Linked DNA regions of Homo sapiens: region 2 is linked to region 1. The links are chromatin contacts, found by POLR2A ChIA-PET in ENCODE. All regions are on one chromosome and are shown on one strand. Each heading gives the region's core, a stretch centred on a gene start or an enhancer-like site at or near the end of the contact. The rest is flanking DNA. Distances are from core to core; before and after follow the strand shown. Region 1 overlaps NFX1 (nuclear transcription factor, X-box binding 1). Region 2 overlaps UBE2R2 (ubiquitin conjugating enzyme E2 R2).

Region 1 (3,602 bases), core at 400-2,899:
AGTGCTGGGATTACAGGCGTGAGCCACCGCACCAGGCCATGGAGACAATCTTTATAGTCAAAGATACAATGAGGCTGAAAGTTAAAGAATAGAAAAAGTACACCATGTAAACAGTAGCCATAAGAGACCCCAGGTGATCCCCATAGGGTCCTGGAAACAGGACTTGTCCTAAACCTAGTTTAGCAGCATGGATGCAGGCACCACCAGACATTCACAGAGCTCTAGTCAGTCAGACTGTGGATCATGGCTTCTGATTATTTATAATCCCCAGATGACTTTCAGAGTCGACAGCATTCCACTAAAGTCATCCATGGCTACAGTTTTAGGGAGATTCAAGTCTACACTGGAGATGTGGGGCCTGAGGAAAAAGAAGATTTATTCTGTGTTTTTGTTATTTGTTTTGAAACAGGGTCTTGCTCTGTCACCTAGACTGGAGTTCAGTGGTGCGATCACAGTTCACTGTAGCCTCAACGTCCCATGCTCAGGAGATTTTCCCACCTCAGACTCCTGAGTAGCTGGGACTGTAGGCCTGCATCACCACTCCTGGCTAATTTCTTGTTTTTGTGCTTTTTTTTTTTTTGGTAGACACAGGGTTTCACCATGTTCCCAGGTGATCTCGAGCTCCTGGGGTCAAGCGATCCTCCCACCTCAGCCTCTCAAAGTGCTGGAATTATAGGCATGAGCCACCACACTTGGCCTTTTTTTGACTTAGGCAAATCGTCGTATACTTTAAAGCATATTCCAGTGTCTAAGCTGGGCCCTGAAGTTGTCAGAAAAGGCCCAGTCTGCCAGATGAAGGGAAGATAGGGAAGAAGCATTGACTGCATACTTCCCTCAACTCTGATTCTGGAGTTGCAGGGCATGGAGGGGAAGACCAGTGTGGCTAGCAAATTTGGGAGTATGAAAATGAGTAGTTGCAGTTTTCATTTCCAGCTCTTTTCGTTTTTATTAAAGATTTCATTCATACCTGTGAAAAGCTCTGCCATGAAGGAGACTGTGGACCATGCTCTCGCACATCAGTTATTTCCTGCAGATGCTCTTTCAGAACAAAGGTAAATCCTAAACAATGCTAGAGTTGTTGCCATCAATGTTTTCTTTAAAATGGTGATTATGGGAGGGGAGGAATCAAAATAACCTCAGTAGATTAGGTATGGGAAGTGGTTGTGGCACTCAAGGTCCAGAGGCCTATAGTGGGATAAGGCAAATATACAGATCACTCTACCAAATACAGGTGTGATAGTCTGAAAAGGGGAACAGTAGCACTGTTGCAAGGAGTCAGCCAACTAAGAAGTTAGAGGAAACACAGTCCATATGACCACCCACTTGTGGCACCAACTTTTGATACCAATTGAAAGTTCAGTGGTCCCTAAGACCACCTGCGAGGCTTGATAATTTGATAAAAGGACTCACCGAACTTGCTGGTGGTTACACTCATGGTTAGAGCTTTACTACAAGGAGGTTACAGTTTTATTACAAGGAAAAGGATACAGATTAAATCAGCCAAGGGAAGAAGTATGTAGGACAGAGTCCAAAAAAATACCAAAGGTGGAACTTCATTTGTCCTTTCCCTGTGGAGTCAGGAAAGTATTACTCTCTCCGCTTCAGTGTGTGCCAGCATACATGGAATATTGCCAACCAGGAAAGTTCACCCAGACCTGTGTGTTCAGTTTTTATTGGTGCTCTATTGTGCAATCATAGTTGACTGCCCATGTGGCTAATCTCAGTCTCCAGTCTCTCCCGAGGTGTACCGATACCATGTGACCCAAAACCCCTGCCCTAAAACTATCCAGTGTGGCCAGCCTGCTCCTAAATCACGTAATTGGACTATCCAGTGACTCAAGACTCCAGGCAAACAATGACACTTATATCAGGCATGGCATTCCACTAGGCTTAGAGATTACCTCTCAGAAGCCAAGCACAAAGGCCAGACTCTCTTTAAGTAAGGTTTAATTCTTCACTGTACATCTGTTTTGTCAGTTTCTACTTTCTGGTGAAAGCCTGGATGGTTTTTATTTTTCTTTTTTTTTTTTTAATTTTATTTATTTATTTTGAGACAGAGTCTCACTCCATCACCCAGGATGGAGTGCAGAGGCGCAGTCTTGGCTCACTGCAGCCTCCACCTCCCAGATTCAAGTGATTCTTATGCCTTAGCCTCTGGAGTAGCTGGAATTACAGGTGCATGCCATCACACCCGGCTAATTTTTGTATTTTTAGTAGAGACGGGATTTTGCCATGTTGGCCAGGCTGGTCTCAAACTCCTGACCTCAAGTGATCCTCCTGCCTCAGCCTCCCAAAGTGCTGGGATTACAGGTGTGCACCACCACTCCTGGCTAATTTTTGTATTTTTAGTAGAGGTGGGGTTTCACCATGTTGGCCAGGCTGGTCTTGAACTCCTGACCTCAGGTAATCTACCCGCCTCAGCCTCCCAAAATGCTGGGATTACAGACGTGAGCCACTGTGCCCAGCCTACCTTGGATAGTTTTCATCAGACTTTATGTTATAAAAAGTCTTCGGGTGATTCAGCTTGGGGAACACACTGAGTGTTGATTTATCCTGCTCTTTGACCTACTTAGTCATTTTAGTGTATATCAACATTTGTCCCAGTAGAGTACAAGCCAGGGTGGAGACAGAATTGTGAACCGTTGGTTCTGTTAAACACAATGCAGGGTCTGGCAGCATCTGACTTGCGAATAATTCTGAGGATATAGTCCATAAATGGGAAGCTAGTTTAATAGGAAAACTTCAGAAAAAAGGGAAAAGTAGTATAATTTACATGTTACAAAAGTTGTGTAATCATATATGGGTTTTTTCCTGAAAGAAATTACAATATACATAGGATAACAGAGGCATTTTTGAATGTCAGGTATGGGACCACTTTTGTACTTTGTAAATACTGTATTAAAGACTGAGATGCTGTGATTTGGCAATCATAAATTTAGTAATGCCCAGAGATGCTCTTTGTGATCTGTGTGACTGAAAATTGTAAGCAGGGTTGGGACATGTAAGCTGGAAGTGGCTGCTGTCAGTTTTCTTCATTCTCCCACAATCCCTCTTTCTATCTCTACGTTTTCTTGCTTCTCATTGACTCTTTGTCCTCACTCCCTCTAATAGTGGACTCCATGGCAGTGAGTGTATTCTTGAAAAGCTATGTGTAAGTTGAATTTTTGCAAGTAGAAGTCCTTAAATTGCAGGAGGAGCTCACTGTCAATACAAACTCTGTTAAACCTGTTTGACAAAGTAAAAAAAAAACTCTTCAAAAAGCTGATAATTGGCTGGGTGTGGTGGCTCACGCCTGTAATCCCAGCACTTTGGGAGGCTGAGGTGGGCGGATCATGAGGTCAGGAGATTGAGACCATGGTGAAACCCCGTCTCTACTAAAAATACAAAAAATTAGCCAGGCACGGTGGTGGGCGCCTGTAGTCCCAGCTACTCGGGAGGCTGAGGCAGGAGAATGGTGTGAACCCAGGAAGTGGAGCTTGCAGTGAACCGAGATTGCACCACTGCGCTCCAGCCAGGGCAACAGAGCAAGACTGTCTCAAAAAAAAAATAAAAAAAATAAGCTGATAATTATCACCTCATTGTTTAACTAGATTTTTCATGAA
Region 2 (3,290 bases), core at 556-3,055, 540 kb after region 1:
GGAGTTTCACCTTGTTGGTCAGGCTGATCTCGAACTCCTGACTTCAGGCGATCCACCCGCCTAGGCTTCCCAAAGTACTGGGATTACAGGCGTGAGTCACCGCACCCAGCCAACATTTTTAATTTGATCAAAACATGTGAAGGTAGAAAGTTGTATGTGTCATAAATATAGCAGTTGGTGGATTTTCACACACTGGGGCATCTGTATATCTAGTCTTCAGATCATGAAAAAAGAAAATTGCCAGTACTACAAGAAGCCCTTTCTTGTGTTCTCTTACAGAACCATCTTCCCATCTCCCAGGATAATCCCTATCCTAATTTCTAACAGTATGAATTAATTTTGCTTATTCTTGAATTTCATAATAGAGTCATACTCTTTATTCATAGGAGTTCTTTATATACTGTGCATATTAAATCATTTGTTGGATTGTGTATGTGAATCCACATACATGTATTGTGAATAACTTCTTCCACTCTGTGGCTTGCTTGTTCCCTGTTTTAATGATTTTTTCGATGAAACAGAAGTTCTTGGTTTTAATAAAATCAGAATTATCAATGTTTTCTTTTATGGATATTACTTTTTGTGTCCTATTTTAAAACTTTTGTCCCCTCCAATGTCCTAAATATTCCTGGTTTTTTTGGTGGTAAAGTATATATAACATAAAATTCACCATTTCAGTCTCAATCTGCTGACCTTGTGATCTGCCCGCCTCGGCCTCCAAAAGTGCTGGGATTACAAGCGTGAACCACCGTGCCCGGCCATAATTTTTTTTATTTTTTGAATCTCTTTTGTGTCAGGCTTCTTTGTCATATATGTTGATGTGATTTACCCACATTATGTGTAGTTGTAGATCATTTGTTCTCATGCTAGGTAGTAATCTATAAATGACTCTTCCACTTCATCCATTCTCCTATTGAGGGTCATTTGGGTAGTTTCAGATTTTGTCTGTATGTATATTCCTATTTATGAACATTTCAGTTTTTGTATTTTGGTGAAAATATTTATTAAGGAGTGGACTTTTTGAACCTTAGGCTACATATATGTACAGGTGTAGTAAGATTGCCAGTTTTCTAAGCTGGTTGTACCTGTTCTGCATTCCTATAAGCGCTATATGAGAGTTATGGTAGTTTTGCATCTTTGCTAGTCTTTTTCATTTTAGGTATTTTGCTTTTAATTTGCATTTCCTTGATGACTAATGATGTTGAACACCATATTAACTGAATTTATTTACTGGCATTTAGATATCCTCTTTTGTGAAATGCCTGTTCAAGTCTTTTGCTCACTGCAAGCTCTGCTTCCTGGGTACACGCCATTCTCCTTCCTCAGCCTCCTGAATCCAAAATTAGCTGGGCATGGTGGTATGCGCCTGTACTCCCAGCTACTTGGGAGGCTGAGGCAGGAGAATTGCTTGAACCTGGGAGGTAGAGGCTACAGTGAGCTGAGATCGTGCCACGATACTCCAGCCTGGGTAACAGAGCAAGACAGGGCCTGCCAAGTGCCAGCCACCTCAGTGGAGGGTCAGTCAGGATGGTGGCCCCTGTCCTCTCAGCACCCTGTTCTTGTTCGGTGTCCAGGAAGAATCAGCTCACACGAACTGTTTGAAAGGTGATGAATGCAGAAGACTTTATTGAGCAGTGGGTGGCTCTCAGCGGAAAGGGAGGCTGGAAAGGGGATGGGAAGGTGATCTTTCCCTGAAGCTGGGCTGTCTCTGGCAGGCCCCTCTCCGAAGCCGCACTGTCTGAAGATAGCCGAATTTTTCCTATGCTCAGCTGCTTGTATCCTTGACACTCAGCCGCTTGTGTTGCTCTGCCAGCTGAAGTCTTTTTATGGGCACAGGATAGGGGCGGGGCAGGCCAAAAAGGCAACATTTGGGCTGAAAAATAGGGTCAGCTGTTTTCACTTAGGACAAACTTAAGGGTGGGGCTTAGCCAGGATCCCAGCCTTTCTGTCAGTTTGACCTTAAAACCTGCAGCACATTATATAGCCTTACTAGGGGGGATGTGTGTGTGTACACACACTTTTTTTTCCCACATACTATTATTGAACATTTTAAAGATTTGTAGTTGGCAGACTTTTGACACTTTGAGCAAGTTAATAAGAAAGCATGTTTTAACCACCCTTTTCTTGGGGTTGCGCTGCTGTCCAAGGATTGCATAACAAGGGCAGCACTGCTAATGCCTACACAACACTCCCGCCTCAGCTAGAGCTTTGCTTTACCTTGGTGCAATTTTTGGAAAAATGAAAACCTGCTCTACCCTCCCCCCAAAAAATATGTCTTGATTGCTTTTGCTGATGTTATGTTGGAAACATATCCTATGGCAGATGTGATCTGATGACGTAGCAGAAAAACTCAGCAGTGGGAATATCCTCATTTCACACTAAATCCAGGCACAAATCCAAATACAACAGTAACCACTACATTTGCCATCAGCTGAGCTATTACCAAGTACAATTGTATTTAGGACTAGGAAACTTTTTCACCTACTTAATAGTATGTTAATAAATAGGTAGCAGGAATAATTGGGATATATTTCATTATTCATATGTAATTGTTTTTTGGCCAGGCATGGTGGCTCACGCCTATAATCTCAGCACTTTGGGAGACTGGGGTGGGTGGATTGCTTGAGCTTGGGAGCTCAAGACCAGCCTGGGCAATATGGCAGAATCCTGTCTCTACTAAAAATGAAAAAAACTAGTTGGGTGTGGTGGTGCAGGCCTCTAGTCCTAGCTGCTTGGGAGGCTGAGGTAGGAGGATTGCTTGAGCCCGGGAGGTCGAGGCTGCAGTGAGCCCAGATTGTGCCACTGTACTCCCGCCAGGGCAAGAGACCCTGTCTCAAAACAAACAAAAACATGTAATTTTTTTTGTCATTGCTGAAATTCCATCTGAAAATAATTAGTAGGATAACAAAACTTATTTAATACTGCACATTGGGGGTTACCTAAATTTTGCTCCAAGTCAGTTTATACTTGGTTTTACATAGTTACATATACAATGTTTTATTTATTTATTTATTTATTTATTTATTTATTTATTTTGAGACAGAGTTTCGCTCTTGTTGCCCAGGCTGGAGTGTAATGGTGCAGTCTCAGCTCACTGCAATCTCTGAGGCCTCCCGGGTTCAAGTGATTCTCCTGTTTCAGCCTCCCTAGTAGCTGGAATTACAGGTGCCCACCACCACACCCGGCTAATTTTGTATATTTAGTAGAGACGGGGTTTTCACCATGTTGGCCAGGCTCGTCTGGAACTCCTGACCTCAGGTGATCTGCCCACCTCAGCCTCCCAAAGTGCT

What was found. ChIA-PET counts read pairs that join two places held with the same protein, here RNA polymerase II (POLR2A).
Region 2: POLR2A ChIA-PET joins it to region 1 with 24 read pairs in activated CD4-positive, alpha-beta T cell. The contact joins two enhancer-like sites. POLR2A ChIA-PET finds 5 or more read pairs at or near these places in 3 of 52 experiments (OCI-LY7, PC-9 and activated CD4-positive, alpha-beta T cell).

The regions. Positions count from the first base shown.
Region 1 is chr9:33,327,627-33,331,228 of GRCh38, forward strand. NFX1 (nuclear transcription factor, X-box binding 1) reads left to right here. Exons shown (of 24, transcript NM_002504.6): 10 at 955-1,052. Among named protein-coding and RNA genes, the nearest start is that of NFX1, 39 kb to the left of the region's middle. Within about 2 kb of position 1,650, at least 17 of the 41 ENCODE cell types and tissues checked have a DNase peak (open chromatin) inside an H3K27ac peak, as active enhancers do.
Region 2 is chr9:33,866,428-33,869,717 of GRCh38, forward strand. The region is part of intron 1 of UBE2R2 (ubiquitin conjugating enzyme E2 R2); the gene reads left to right. It also overlaps the pseudogene RNU4ATAC11P. Among named protein-coding and RNA genes, the nearest start is that of UBE2R2-AS1, 49 kb to the left of the region's middle. Within about 2 kb of position 1,806, at least 17 of the 41 ENCODE cell types and tissues checked have a DNase peak (open chromatin) inside an H3K27ac peak, as active enhancers do.